Linked DNA regions of Homo sapiens: regions 1, 3 and 4 are each linked to region 2. The links are chromatin contacts, found by Hi-C or POLR2A ChIA-PET in ENCODE. All regions are on one chromosome and are shown on one strand. The core of a region is the stretch at or near the end of the contact, and the rest is flanking DNA. Distances in the headings are between cores, read along the strand shown. Region 1 holds the start of BCAT1-AS1 (BCAT1 antisense RNA 1). Region 2 has its middle 140 kb from the start of SOX5-AS1. Region 3 has its middle 21 kb from the start of BCAT1-AS1. Region 4 overlaps LOC124902897.

Region 1 (3,181 bases), core at 263-2,762, 460 kb after region 2:
TCCTTTATCTATTTAGGTACATGCCTTTTCATTATCATTTCTCATTGAGTTAACTTGCTTAATGACTGTGACTTTTACTGTGAAAAAGTGATCCTCAAAGTGTATTCTCAGACCACTAGCATCAGCATCACCAGACAACAAGTTAAAAATGCAAATTCCCAGACCTCATCTCAGACTGAATCAGAATCTGGGGATGGGTTCCAGCAACCTGTGATTCAGCAAGCATCAAATGATTCCGACATGCACTAAAGAGTGTTTTATGCTCATAAACAAAAATATGAAGTTGACAAGTCCCATGGATTTTAACAGAGACTCTGTTCTCTAAATCAAAGTTGTTCATGCTGTGTTAGCATTTTTCTTATTTCTTCAAAAGTTATGTAACTGTATCATAGTCAGAATTTCATTCTTTGCATCAGCAAATACTTTGGTTTAAAAGCAAGCCTGAATTTTAATATTCAAAATGAAATTAAATGAAATAGAGATATTCCATACATCACAAATAGAAAGCTAGTTCTATATTCATTCATTCAATCAGTCAGTCATTCAACAAAAATGCCTGTGTTTATAATAAGTTCTCACTCTGTGAGCAATTAATGTAGGCCAATGTCATCATGCCAGGAGTTTTACAGGCTTATTACCTCATTTAATACCCACAGTAACTGTACATAGAAGGTACCATTATCAATCCATTTTATGAATGAGAAAACTGAATATTAGGGAGATTGAATAACTTGCTCAAGTTTGCAGTTAACAGATGGAAGAGCCCAGACCCTAACCAAGCTCTCTCTCACAGCAAATTCCATGTTCTTGACCACCACCAAGACTGCTCGCCATGTGTTCACCGAGCCTTGTGTATTGAGACTGACTTGGAACAGATCTTTCCAAGCCAGTGTATCAGGCCACTAAATCTGTCACTATGGGTTTGCCTAAATCACTCAGACTATGTCTATTTTCACACGAAATGGCTCTTCTAGTCCTAATTTAACTTTAGTTTAAATTAATATAAAACATCAGAATTTCTGAACTAGAAACAATGTTAATAACCATCTAAAAGGTAGGAGATGACTCAAATAAGTGGGGCTCTGGATTTTACTTCTTTACTTCAGAACAATCCTACTTTTATCCATTTTGTATATTGGGATTCCAGGAGTGATCTCTTTTGAAGAAAGTTCTGCTGCATAAAAATCAAGTGTAAGGAGCAATGAATTTTAATCCAAGCTTCTCATCTTACATATAAGGACACTAAGGCTCTAGGTCACCCTTAATTTTGACAAGCCCAGTTCTCTGCCTCTGTCTGATGTTCTTTCTCCTATATCACAATGTACATGTGCTGTGTTTGTCTTAAAGACCTCAGAGAGCAGAATCTATCCAAGTGGTAAAAATACTGGCAGCCAAGAATGGGTCTACCTACCACCTGGTAGTTTACATGCAAAGGGGAATAAAGGAAGCCAAATGACTGTAAGTTTCTTGCATAATCCACACCAGAAAGCATTGCCTACAGACTGTAACTGCCCGCTATTGACTCTGTTGCTTCATGATGAATGCTGGATGAAACATCTTCAAATTCTACCTGATTTATGTATGATGTCAACATGACTTAAGGTAAGGGCAAAATATGTGTTTTATTTTCCTTACTTGGATTCCCATTAATATATTAAACACTTTCACCATTAATAACAGTTCATTGGCATTTTAGCAGATCTACAGAACTGTGATTCATGACTACTGTCACTTCATCTTGAATTTCATCAGTTAAAGTAAATTTGCTTTCAATTAGTTGTTTTAGTTTTATAAATGATCAAAAATCAATTTTGATTACAATGACAGTCGTAGGCCACATATCACTCTGCGAACCTGCATAATATGCACTAAGCTTTACTCTTCTCATTCTGTAATTTATGCTTTTATGTAAAATCATAGCATTCTGAGAAGTGCCCAAGAAATGTGATATTACAGGTAATTCATAATGTCTAGAAGTAGGCATTTAGTAATCAGATTTTCCATTTGGCTGATGGATAATGCAATTTAATTTTTCAAGGGAAAATAATTCTAAGTAGAGATGGCAGATTTAAGCAGAAATAGAAATTATATTATTTCCTTAAGAGTAAGTAAGTATACATAGAGGGAGGGAAAAGAGAAAACATGTCTTCATGGACTAGGATGTCATTATACTCTTGTCATTATACTCTTGTCATTGTCATTACAAAACAACAGTGCAGGCTCACACCTTCAATGTTTGGTAGGGCGGCTGTAAGTCACACTTACTTAGTTTTGTTCACTGGAATCAGAGATGGTGTCAAAGCAACGTGGCAAGTCAGGTCGAGCCTGCGGGATGGTATTTTGAGCCCATGTGGAAGACTTAATGAAATGTGCAGAATTTTAATCTTTTGCAAATTCCAGCGAGAACACTAAACTAAAACACGACTAATGACAAGTTCATTACCTCACATTCGAGGTACATAAGGCAGATAATTTCATACGGCTTTGCTAAATGCCTTTAAATTCCTGGCAAAACAAAAGCACAACCTGCATGTCATGCAGTCACTCTACGCAACGCCAATAAAACTATAGTCAGTGCTGCCTACCAGGTAGCAATCTGTCATTCTTGCTCTAAACCCTATTGAAAGGCTGTGCAAAGCTTTGTAATCCTGTAACACGTGGAGGAGGATGTGCTGGAAACAGAAGGGGCTGGGAAGCTGGTCCAGGGACTGAGTCACACGAGGGCAGTCTGGAAACAAAGTTTGTATGCACACGGAGGACAGCTTAAGACATTGGTAGGGAAGGGGGTGGAGCCTTTAACTTCTTATGTAACTAAGTCATGGAGCTGCTCCATTGAAAACAAGAAAAATACAATAACCACTAATAGTCATTTGTCCTTGAAAACTGTAGCCACTAGTGAGAACATAGATTTTTTTAATTCTATCTGGTGACCTGCAATCAATACAGATCCTGCTCCTATCTCATTCAAGCTGCCCCTTTCCTATGCTTCAGATGTCCATCTCTGGATCTTTGCAGTCGCTGCTTCCCACTTTATGGAGCTTCAACAGCAGCAATGCTGATTATTCACACATGCTCCCCCTGATACTTAAAAGCCAGGCTCTAGCTTTTATGTGATTATTTGTTGACAGCAGTGTCAACATGTATCTCATTTTGAAAAAAATCTAAATCAAGATCTCTTAAG
Region 2 (3,149 bases), core at 638-3,137:
TATTTTATCAAGGGATAAGGAAGAAGGCTAAGATTTTTTGTCATCAGCTTCTAAGACATCCAAATGATTCTAGACATACCCTACCTACTCTTGACCTGCAAAGACATTTGAATAGCCTTGAAAACAAAAAAGCTGTCTCTTTTCACCACACTTACATCATTCCCCAATTCTGGATTTAAAAATAGAATCTTCACTCACAACAACTAGATTTTTAGCTTATAATATGGGGAATAAAGGTCATAGGGAGAAAATGAAGAGGATTAGTGGAATTGTATAGAGAAAGAAAAGGAAGAAAAGAAAAAGGATGGCAGGGACGGAGGGAAGGGAGAAGCTGAATAAAATAAGGGAAGGAGACAGAATCTTTTTGTTATCCACAGCCTTTGGTAAAGTTACTTAGAAGTTTGCTTTAAAACAAAATTGCCTCTTTCAGTACTCAGTGATATTTTATTTCTGTGTAACTTCCTCCTCAAATAGGTTAATTACAGAGGCAATTAGTCTAGCTACACACAGGATGTCACTATTCCCTTATATAAATAGAACCAGCACACATGTTTCAGGCAGAGAAAAATATCTGTAAAGACCAAATTTCAAAATGTTATGGAATTCTGTGCAGTGAGATGCACTTTTGCCCAGTTTGGGTGAAATTTCGTGTTTTCATCATTCTTATTTGATGAATAGTCCTTATGTTTTATTATTCTCATGGAAATTCTTTATGTCAACTAGGAAAATCAGCTCAAATTATCATAAAAAGTCCAAAAAGTAGAGGGATCATGGCACTAGGTAACTGAACAGGAGTAAGGCCTTGTTAGCAAGGCAAATAGATAGGAAAAGGAGAGCTAGAACTAAAAAAGCTAATCTTATTATTAGTTTAAGCAAATATTCTGACCTATGCAGCCTCGAGGTTTTTTGTCTGAGTACTTCATTTTACATATTGAAAGTGTGGAAATTAGTAACTACTGTAGTTCTGAGATCTTAGTGGTTCATAGCGCAAGAGGCTTTTAAAGTGAGCTGTTCTAAAAACTGGATATATGTATCCCTGGGTCGCAAGATCCAGACTGAGTGATACACATGGAATTCACAGGAAAACTTGTTAAATCACTAATAATGGCATCCATTTTCGCCTGAAACCCCTAACTACTGATTATTGTTTATACATTTATCAAAACCAAAATGATAAAGTGCTCTTCAAAAGAATAAATTGCTATATCTAGTACTAAATACATATTCATAGAGGGCACTCCGTCCTTCTTGATGGTAGCTACCCAGGATGACAAAATTGAAAGACGCTGATGACACACTAAACATCTATGGTTCATTAACTCGCTTGTTTACTGTGGTTACAGTGAAAGCAAGGTCTTAGGTCAGCTCCTCGTATCGACCAGCACATTCCTTTCTCTTCTGTGGCCATAGAATATTCCATGCAGTTTTGACTGGCTCTCTCAAAAAAAAGTTTGCCATTGGTCACACCATGGCCTGAGAGAGGAAATTACATGACCATTACAACAACAAAAACAATGCAGATCCCATTTCTTGCTCAGTGATGGCCCCAGTGCATTCTTCTCATACATGAAACACTGCATGTTGCTTATAAATCAACCTAGAAAAATGTATGCTCGAGCCCTGAGATTACTCTGCCTGGGTGTGAATCCCGCCCCACCTCTTACTAGCTATTGAACCATGGCAAGTTATTCAATTTCTCTGTCTCCATTTCCTCAGCTGAAAAAGTGGGTATAATAATACTACCTGTTTCATGGGGTACTGTAGGAGGCTTAAATTATATAATACAAGCAAAGCCCAAGAACAATTCCTGGCACAAAGAAAGTCCTCAGTAAATGACAGGTACTCTAAGTATTCTGCACTGAAACAAACAGTGAACCAACAGTGATGAGGCTTTTTCAGGTTTTGTGTGTGTGTGTGTGTGTGTGCGCATGTGTGTGTGCGCATGCACGTGCGCACACGCACATGTGCATAAATATACAGGTCTTGCATTTAAATTTAAACCCCTATAAGAAAAAGTGGAATTTTAAACGATGGTTAAAATTGACAGGACAAACTGAGCCCTGTAAAGACCTCCATCAGCACTAGAATCTCCCCATAGTCTAGCCTGTCTGGTACAGCAGTCTCTCTGGGATTTCAGTTCAGGCTTACCTGAGTGTACAGCAGCAACAAGGTAGAATAGGCTTTCTTCTTCTACTCCAAGAGTCCAGAGCTACGCTGATGACACAGGGATGGGCAGAGACTGGAGTGATCTCCCTTCCAGAAGATGAACAGTGCCACTGAGAACCTAAATAACTGTTTTATAAGAGATCATTGGCTTTACTGCTTCTGTGTGACCTTTCTGTCCTATTTCCTCTAGAGGGTTTGATGGTGGGTGGGTAAGTCAACTATGCAGCTAAGTCAGCTAGGCAAATAAGTGTTTTGACTACAGTGCCTACAAATATAGAGATATGTGCATATGTATATTCTTTCCCATGCATGCACCAGGATAGCTCCAGAGTATGACAATTAAAAGTACGTTACAGAAGTCATAAGGGGCACATTTGGATATTTCCTTCAATATCACAGCCAAAAAAATAATGTTTGTTATTACAAGTCACACATACAGAGTGCTGAATTCAGTCCCATCATCTTTTCACTTGGGGATTTCCTGCTAAGATTTAGTCCTTTTGTGCAAGACAGTAACCTCTAGGTTTTAAAATTACTGGTCTTGTATTTTCAGTCACCGTAACAGCCTATTTGGACTGACTTCACGGGTAACCAGATCAATTGTGTAGACATTAATACTTAAGAGGGCGTGGGGAGAGGGAATCAACTGGAACACTCAGCCTATAAAATGGACGATAAAATCACTATCAGAATAGACACTATAAACAAAATAGAATTCTTCACAGCCCAGTTCTCCCTTACACAAATTAGTGCATAGTACAACTCAAATCAGCCCTGATGACAGGACTCTGTGATCAGGTAAGGAGTCGACACCAGGAAACTAATATTAACCTGGCTGGTCAGTTATAGGCGTGCTACCCTTTCCCCTCTAACTCAATACTTTAGATGAGTTTGATATTTAATAATTAGCTAGATATTTTATTCAGGGATTTTTCTCTCAAATTCTATAGGATCTCAGAAAGAAAATCACAGTGGGCTAAGAA
Region 3 (3,160 bases), core at 103-2,602, 440 kb after region 2:
AGGAAAGTGTGTGTAATTCTCATCCATTCTGGGCCCTGTGGAATTGGAACTTATGCTTACTGCATTGTCACTTGAACATTAAATCTTAAATGTCGAAATATTCTGCAAAGCAGAGAAAGAATTTCAACATGGTATCCCAAAATCTCTTTTCCATACTTTTCTTGGAAGCTCTGTCAAAATAAAAAAATTGCTACTGCTTAAAAAAAAATTATTTTCATGTTCCCATGGAAATTCACAAAGAGAATATTGTATTTGCTTTCTACCACAAGCAGAAATAATTGTTTCTGATGGAAATCATATTAGACATGAATATCATGAAAAATATTATCTAAACTTTTATTTTGGGTAAAATATTCATCCTGTGCCTAAGAGTATCGTACACCCAGAGCAATCAGGAAAATTGCCAACAACTACCCGCTGTGGGACTTGCTACTTTGACAAACATGCTCTACTTCCAGGCAAATTGTAGCACCGCCATCCTCATATAAAACCAGGGAGACAAATTAATCTTAGTAACTATTTGGAGAAAGATATCTGAATATGTCTCGCCCTGCTCTGCCCTAAATCGCAATCCAATATTAACTCATAATCTTTTTCATTGGCTTTAGTAATGGTACCCTTTGAAGACAATCTATGAATATGCATATGGCCTTTAGGCACTTTATTTGCCATTTCATCCAATTAACAGATAATTAAAAATGCTGCCTATGAGTACCTTTTCTCCCTTCCTTTCATCACCAAAGATAACACAGTGCTTTAAGGATGAAGTGCTAGATGCAGGCCACATCAATGGCAGGTCTCAGGAGTATCAAAAACAAACGCAGCCAACCTTCCATTTCACGGAGTCTCAATCACTTTGTAACTTGACCCTCTAGGTTTGGGTTTTAATAATCTGCTATTCTCCTTTAACTAGTTAATGAGTTGTTATTGGGCTAGTCATGTTCCCAAAGTTTCAATGTGTTACTAGAGTCATTTGCATGTGGATTGTCATGGGTGGATTACTTTTTAGCACAAAGAGTAAATCCTACTTATGACTAAATTGGCAGAGAGATCCATTTATAGATACTGGGACCAGTCTTTTCCCTACTCAGTAAGGGGAAGAAATGGACAATATCTAGCCCAAAGAATCAGAGCCTGATTTGATAGAATAGTCAAATAAATACATTTTAAGGGATTTTTTTTCAATACCAATCAAGATAGGCCATTTTAACATTTGTAATATGAACAACCCTCAAACTTCAATGATTCCAGCCAGGTTTTTTTTCTTATTTATGCAACATGTCTAACATAGATCAGCAGGGATCTCTGCCTAATTTAGTCACTCACAGACCCAAGATGACAGATGTTTCATGAAACTTGTGATTCTGTGACCACTGAAGTAGGGAAAAGGAAGTTTGCAGTTGAGCACCAGCAATCAAATGCTTCCACTTAGAAGTGGCACATGTCACCCCTGCTTATATTTTATTGGTCAGAGCAAGTCACTGGCCAAGCCTATCTTCAAGGGGCCAGGAAATCACAAACTTAACAAGGGCCCAGAAGGAGGAGAATGAGAATATTTGTAAATGACTCAATAATTGCCTGCTTCCTGTGATAGTAGTTTAATAATATAATGTCATTTAGTGAAGTTTGATAATTTAGCATTGAGTGTTTCATAGGGCCTGGAAGATCTATAATAAAGTCTCATGTCATGTTGAAGGTAGATATGTAGCGTTGTGGTTCTCTACTTGTCACATTCACTGCAACTCGAGGAAAGTATTTTTTTAAGAAACATACTTTGTTGTCTCTTATTAAAACTTTTTATTCTTTTAGAAAGCAAGAAAGTCTTTGTCTCTCTCCCTCTGAAGAGTCGGTGTATTTCCACATCTAAATTAATTATAATCCATTGACTTTGCAGAGAACCAAGTTATAAACTTTGAATTAGCCCCAAGTGTTAACATATTTTTTTACTTTTTCACCTTGATTTCTCCTTTATAATTAATTTTAAAATTAATTACATTAATTTTATGCATTATATTTGTCCTTTTTATAAGTGACCTCAAGCCCTTTAGTGAAAGAGGTGGAGAGTGATAAAGAATTAGAACTGAAAAAAAAAAAACCCTCACTTTATTAAAGACAATAATTTTCCTGGTTGTGAGGTGCTATAGTAATGCAAGATAGTACCACTGGGGGAAACTGAGGGAAGGATACATAGAATCCTTATGAATTATTTCTTACAATGCGTGTGAATCTAATTATCTCAAGGTAAAAAGGTATATGTGTGTTTTTTAATCTACAATAACCCTCCAAAGAGAGTTGACTACTACTACAGGAGCTAGAAGTCTCTTCTAAAGACTTGAAAAATTCCAAGATTCTCTTTCAAACCAATTACCTCATGAAGAAAATTTCAATTTACCAGGCAATAGAAATCATTGGGGAAAAAACGCTTGGAACCATAGTCAGTAGACATTTTTTATGGATAAGCAAAAAAAAAAAAAAAAGGCAAAGGATTAATACCTAAAGAAAGCTAGGTTGGCATGGTGGTGGCTTATGCCTGTAATGTCAGCATTTTGGGAAACCAAGGCTGGTGGATCACTTGAGCTCAGGAGTTCAAGACCAGCCTGGGCAACATGGCCAAACCCCATCTCTAAATAAATATAAATTTTTTTAAAAAAGAAAGCTAGCTTGCTTCCCTTTTTCTTTCTTTTTTTCCTTCCTTTTTTTTTTTTGAAAAACATATTCACTAAACATCTCCTATTGCTAAAGACTATGGTAGGCAATTGATAAATAAAACAGAAAGGGTGTCTGTCTGCATAGTGCTTATATTTTAATGGAGGAGAGGGTAAACAAGCAAATCAATAAAACAATTGCAATTGTACTATGTGCCATGATGAAAACTAAGAGAGTGCTAAGATGAGAATGATGTAGGTGAGGAGCCACTCTAGCCAAGGTGGCCAAGAAGCAAGAAGAGCTCTTTGAGGAAATGGAGTAGGAGAAATGACTAGTGTCCTAAAAATCAGGTTGGGATCATTCCAAGCAGAAGGAATAGAATATGCAAATGGATTTGGAGGAGGTGGATCTGAGTATATTTGAGAAGCTGGAAGTTGGCCAGTATGGCTGGTAAGTGGTTAGCAAGGAAAGGCAAGAGAGGACATTGGAAACATTGTGGGCAGAAGTGCAGCAC
Region 4 (3,573 bases), core at 886-3,385, 380 kb after region 2:
GTTCGGGGGTTCGAGACCATCCTGGCCAACGTGGTAAAACCCCGTCTCTACTAAAACTACAAAAATTACAGGGCATGGTGGTGTGTGCCTGTAATCCCAGCTAATCAGGAAGCTGAGGCAGGAGAATCGCTTGAACCCGGAAGTTGCTGTGAGCTGAGAGCGCGCCACTGCACTCCAGCCTGGGCGACAGAGCAAGATTCCGTCTCAAAAAAAAAAAAAAACAAAGCAGAAAAAGAAAACCAGGAAGTGATGAGTCATCAGGTCCAACAATAAGCAGATGGCATATTTTAAAGATGCTTGGGACCAAAGGGAGAGAAGCCACAGAGTTTCCTGTCCCCACAGGTTCAAGAGTTCATTCTGGAGTAAGAGTATAGAGAGGAGAACTAGTCTTAACAGTTCTGGTCCTTTCTAACACAGAAGATAACAGAGGAAATCCCATTCCAATCTTACCAGCACTCTCAGCCAATCCGACACAGTGCTGTGGAACCACCCATCCTGCAGAGACAGAGGACCCAATTGTAATGATGGCCAGCTTTTGTAAAAAGACTTTCTATATTATTTGTTTTTGCACTACAGTTATTTGTGCATCATGAAAAATAAACTGCAGAGTCAAAAAAAAAAAAAAAAAAAAACGCCAAATCTTGGCTCTGCCCCCTACTAACTGTGTGATACGTAGTCACTGCACATAAAGCAGGTTCAATTCTTTTATCTGAAGAATCGAGATAATAAAACCTATGTCACTGCATTATTATGAGAATTAAATGGTAAAATATAAAAGTGGTTTAGAACTTAATGGACTCAGAAATGTTTTTCTTTCCAAAATGGATCTTTCTGTGGGTAGGGTGGCGGGGGTAGGGTGGGTAGGAGTTGAAGGTTTGTGTTTGTATAGATACGTTGTTTGCAACCGAATTCAAATTTATCTGAAAGATCCTACTAGAGCTCCGGTTATTTTCGAAAGTCAAAAACTAGGTCATTAGCAACTCAACTTGAAACTTTCTTTGTTAGCATTGCTACTAATTGAGAGGTTATCATTAAGCACCATGGCTCGGTTCAACTGGAGCTCAAACAAAGGGGAAATTTTGAGCAATTACCCAGGACTCGGTGTCTAGAACCCAAAGTCAACTTATGAAATGCTTTGCAAACAATGAAGCATTAAGAGGAACTCACTGCCTCGGTAGAACCTGCTCTTGTTGGTACCAAGGGACAAAATGCAACTCGCTGCAGTATCCAGACCCAAAAGGGTTTTCTCAAATGGACTCTATCTCTTGAGTCAAAATTGTTTTTGCATGTCACTACACTGCCCCATCTCATCTGGCTTTTCCACGTCTCTTCACAAAAAAGAAACTTTTGACTAGAAATAAAACACTCCCAAATTGCTTTTTCCTTTACCAGGACTAACATAAAACACAATTATAATGGAAAGCAAGAGGGAGCACCAAGAAAGAACCAAATCTTTAATTTTTATTTTTTAATTTTGACATAAATCTCAATTTTCTGGTTCTTACAGGAATTAGAGGCACTTGAAAATTGTAGGGGGAATGTAGAAGTCCTAGGCTGACAACAAGAAATACATATTTCTTGCCAAAAATGTCTTCAGAAAAATGAAAACCAACATTCTGAAATTTCCCAAATATCTATTAATATTGATTGCAATTTCTGATTGCAATGAAACCAAACATAAAAATCTTTCAATGGCCCCACAATTAATCTTCTTTCTTCAGGACAGATACTCAAACAAAATGAAATAACTATTTAGGTTCAGCCTGTTCAATGTTCTGATTTAATTCTGGTTTATTAGTTTAAAAAAACAAAAAAAACCCATGAGTTTAGGTCTAGCTGAAACAAGTTCCCTAGGTTTTCTTTGAAAGATTTTAAGCTCAGTTCACAGTTGAGTTAAAAAGTAACAAGAAAGTCAGGGTCATATTAGGTTTATCAAATCCTACAGTTCTTAAGGTTTGGGACTGAAAGGTGCTTTCAGGCCCAATCTTGGCTTCAGAGACCCGGGAGGTTCACTTGGGTGGACAAATACTGAGACAACAGGCTGAGTTTTATGCAGTACCTTTTAAGTAAGGAATGAAAAGGGAAGCAGCCATCTGCTTTGTGAGAAATGAAGGAAGTGCCCCAGTCCCCTGCAATTCAATCTGAGAAGTCACTGCAGTGTGGCTTCCCCCGAAACTTGAGTTCCTGGCAGTGGAACCAATAGACCGTGGGGGTTGGGTAGGGGAAGAGCAAAGACAGTCAGTCTCCTCATGTAAGCCAATTTCTTCTCTTTACAACTCCTCCCACTTTACTCAAGGCCAGTCTCCCAAGACGTGCACCCATACACCCATCTGTGCTGTCAGGAAGAGGTGTCTCCCACCTCTTCCTCACCTAACTCAACTTAAATGTCACGTCTCAGATAGGCTTCTTTGACCATCTCTTTTGAAATTTGATGTTCACATAATACAGGTTCACGTCTTCCTGTATTTTTCCTTTATTGCTCTTATTAACAATTGTAGGAACCAGGCTTGGTGGCTCACACCTGCAATCCCACCACTTTGGGTGGCCAAGATGGGCAGATCACTTGAGTCCAGGAGTTCAAGACCAGCCTGGGCAACATGGCAAAACCTCGTCTCTACAAAAAATACAAAAATTAGCCGGGTGCAGTAGCCTGAGCGGGTAGTCCTGGCTACTCGGTTGGCTGAGGTGGGAGGATTGCCTAAGCCTGGGAGGTTGGGGCTGCAGTGAGTGGTGATCCTGCCACTACACTCCAGCCTGGGTGATAGAGGGAGACCCTGTCTTTAAAAAAAAAAATTATAGCTACACAGACTCTTGTGTGGTTATGGCTCATGGTTGGTTTCCTTCACTAGACTATTCATTCTATGAGGCTAAGAAAAATAAGTATTTTTTAAACTTCTATTCCCAGCCCCCAAGCAGAGGGTTTGGTATATAGTAGATGTCCATTAAATAATTGTGGAATAGGTAGCTCTCTGCTCTCAAATATCAACCTCATCTTTTGATTGTTTTTCCCATATTCAAGTCCCATTTTATATTCTAAATACCCTTGGATGTATTACACCTTTAGCAATTAGCAGAAATAATTAAAAATATCACTTACTGAGGCCTTAACATGTGCTGAACATGGAACTCAACACATCATTGACCTGTAATCCCAGCACTCTGGGAGGCTGAGGTGGGCGGATCACATGAGACCAGGAGTTCAAGACCAGCCTGGCCAACACAGTGAAACCCTGACTCTTCTAAAAATACAAAACTTAGTCAGGTATGGTGGTGGGTGCCTGTAATCCCAACTACTTGGGAGGCTGAGACAGGAGAAATGCTTGAACCTGGAGGGGAAGGTTGCAGAGAGCCAAGATCATGCCACTACACTCCAGCCTGGGTGACAGAGAAAGATTCCGTCTCAAAAAAAAAAAAAAAAAAAAAAAAAAAAAGACATCATTGACATTATTTCATGGAATTTTCTCAACACTGTGAAGTGTGTAAAATTATTGCTGTGTTACAAGTGAAGAAATCAAGGTTGGATTAAGCCTAGAGGGGAAGTACCGCTTGGCATGGAAGAGAGAAAGAAGGGTT

Evidence for each region. Hi-C counts contacts between places; a loop is a spot of excess contacts on that map. ChIA-PET counts read pairs that join two places held with the same protein, here RNA polymerase II (POLR2A). Pooled maps may share reads with other maps.
Region 1: a map with no recorded cell type shows a loop between it and region 2 (7-fold over the local background). The contact joins the promoter of BCAT1-AS1 here to the enhancer-like site in region 2. A Hi-C loop is called at or near these places in 2 of 168 maps with a recorded cell type or tissue (GM12878 and MCF 10A), 26 of 37 single-sample maps with no recorded cell type and 11 of 50 pooled maps. POLR2A ChIA-PET finds 5 or more read pairs at or near these places in 1 of 52 experiments (activated B cell).
Region 3: a loop to region 2 is called in a pooled map, with 3 times the contacts of the local background. The contact joins two enhancer-like sites. A Hi-C loop is called at or near these places in 1 of 168 maps with a recorded cell type or tissue (heart left ventricle), 1 of 37 single-sample maps with no recorded cell type and 4 of 50 pooled maps.
Region 4: a pooled map shows a loop between it and region 2 (12-fold over the local background). The contact joins two enhancer-like sites. A Hi-C loop is called at or near these places in 6 of 37 single-sample maps with no recorded cell type and 4 of 50 pooled maps. POLR2A ChIA-PET finds 5 or more read pairs at or near these places in 1 of 52 experiments (activated B cell).

The regions. Positions count from the first base shown.
Region 1 is chr12:24,818,346-24,821,526 of GRCh38, forward strand. BCAT1-AS1 (BCAT1 antisense RNA 1) reads left to right here and starts at 1,513. Exons shown (of 4, transcript XR_007063245.1): 1 at 1,513-1,602. All of the region lies in intron 10 of BCAT1 (branched chain amino acid transaminase 1), which reads right to left.
Region 2 is chr12:24,359,709-24,362,857 of GRCh38, forward strand. It overlaps a transcript of SOX5 not described here. Among named protein-coding and RNA genes, the nearest start is that of SOX5-AS1, 140 kb to the left of the region's middle. Within about 2 kb of position 1,888, at least 2 of the 41 ENCODE cell types and tissues checked have a DNase peak (open chromatin) inside an H3K27ac peak, as active enhancers do.
Region 3 is chr12:24,797,144-24,800,303 of GRCh38, forward strand. No RefSeq gene overlaps it. Among named protein-coding and RNA genes, the nearest start is that of BCAT1-AS1, 21 kb to the right of the region's middle. Within about 2 kb of position 1,353, at least 3 of the 41 ENCODE cell types and tissues checked have a DNase peak (open chromatin) inside an H3K27ac peak, as active enhancers do.
Region 4 is chr12:24,740,381-24,743,953 of GRCh38, forward strand. The region is part of intron 1 of LOC124902897; the gene reads left to right. Among named protein-coding and RNA genes, the nearest start is that of BCAT1-AS1, 78 kb to the right of the region's middle. Within about 2 kb of position 2,136, at least 2 of the 41 ENCODE cell types and tissues checked have a DNase peak (open chromatin) inside an H3K27ac peak, as active enhancers do.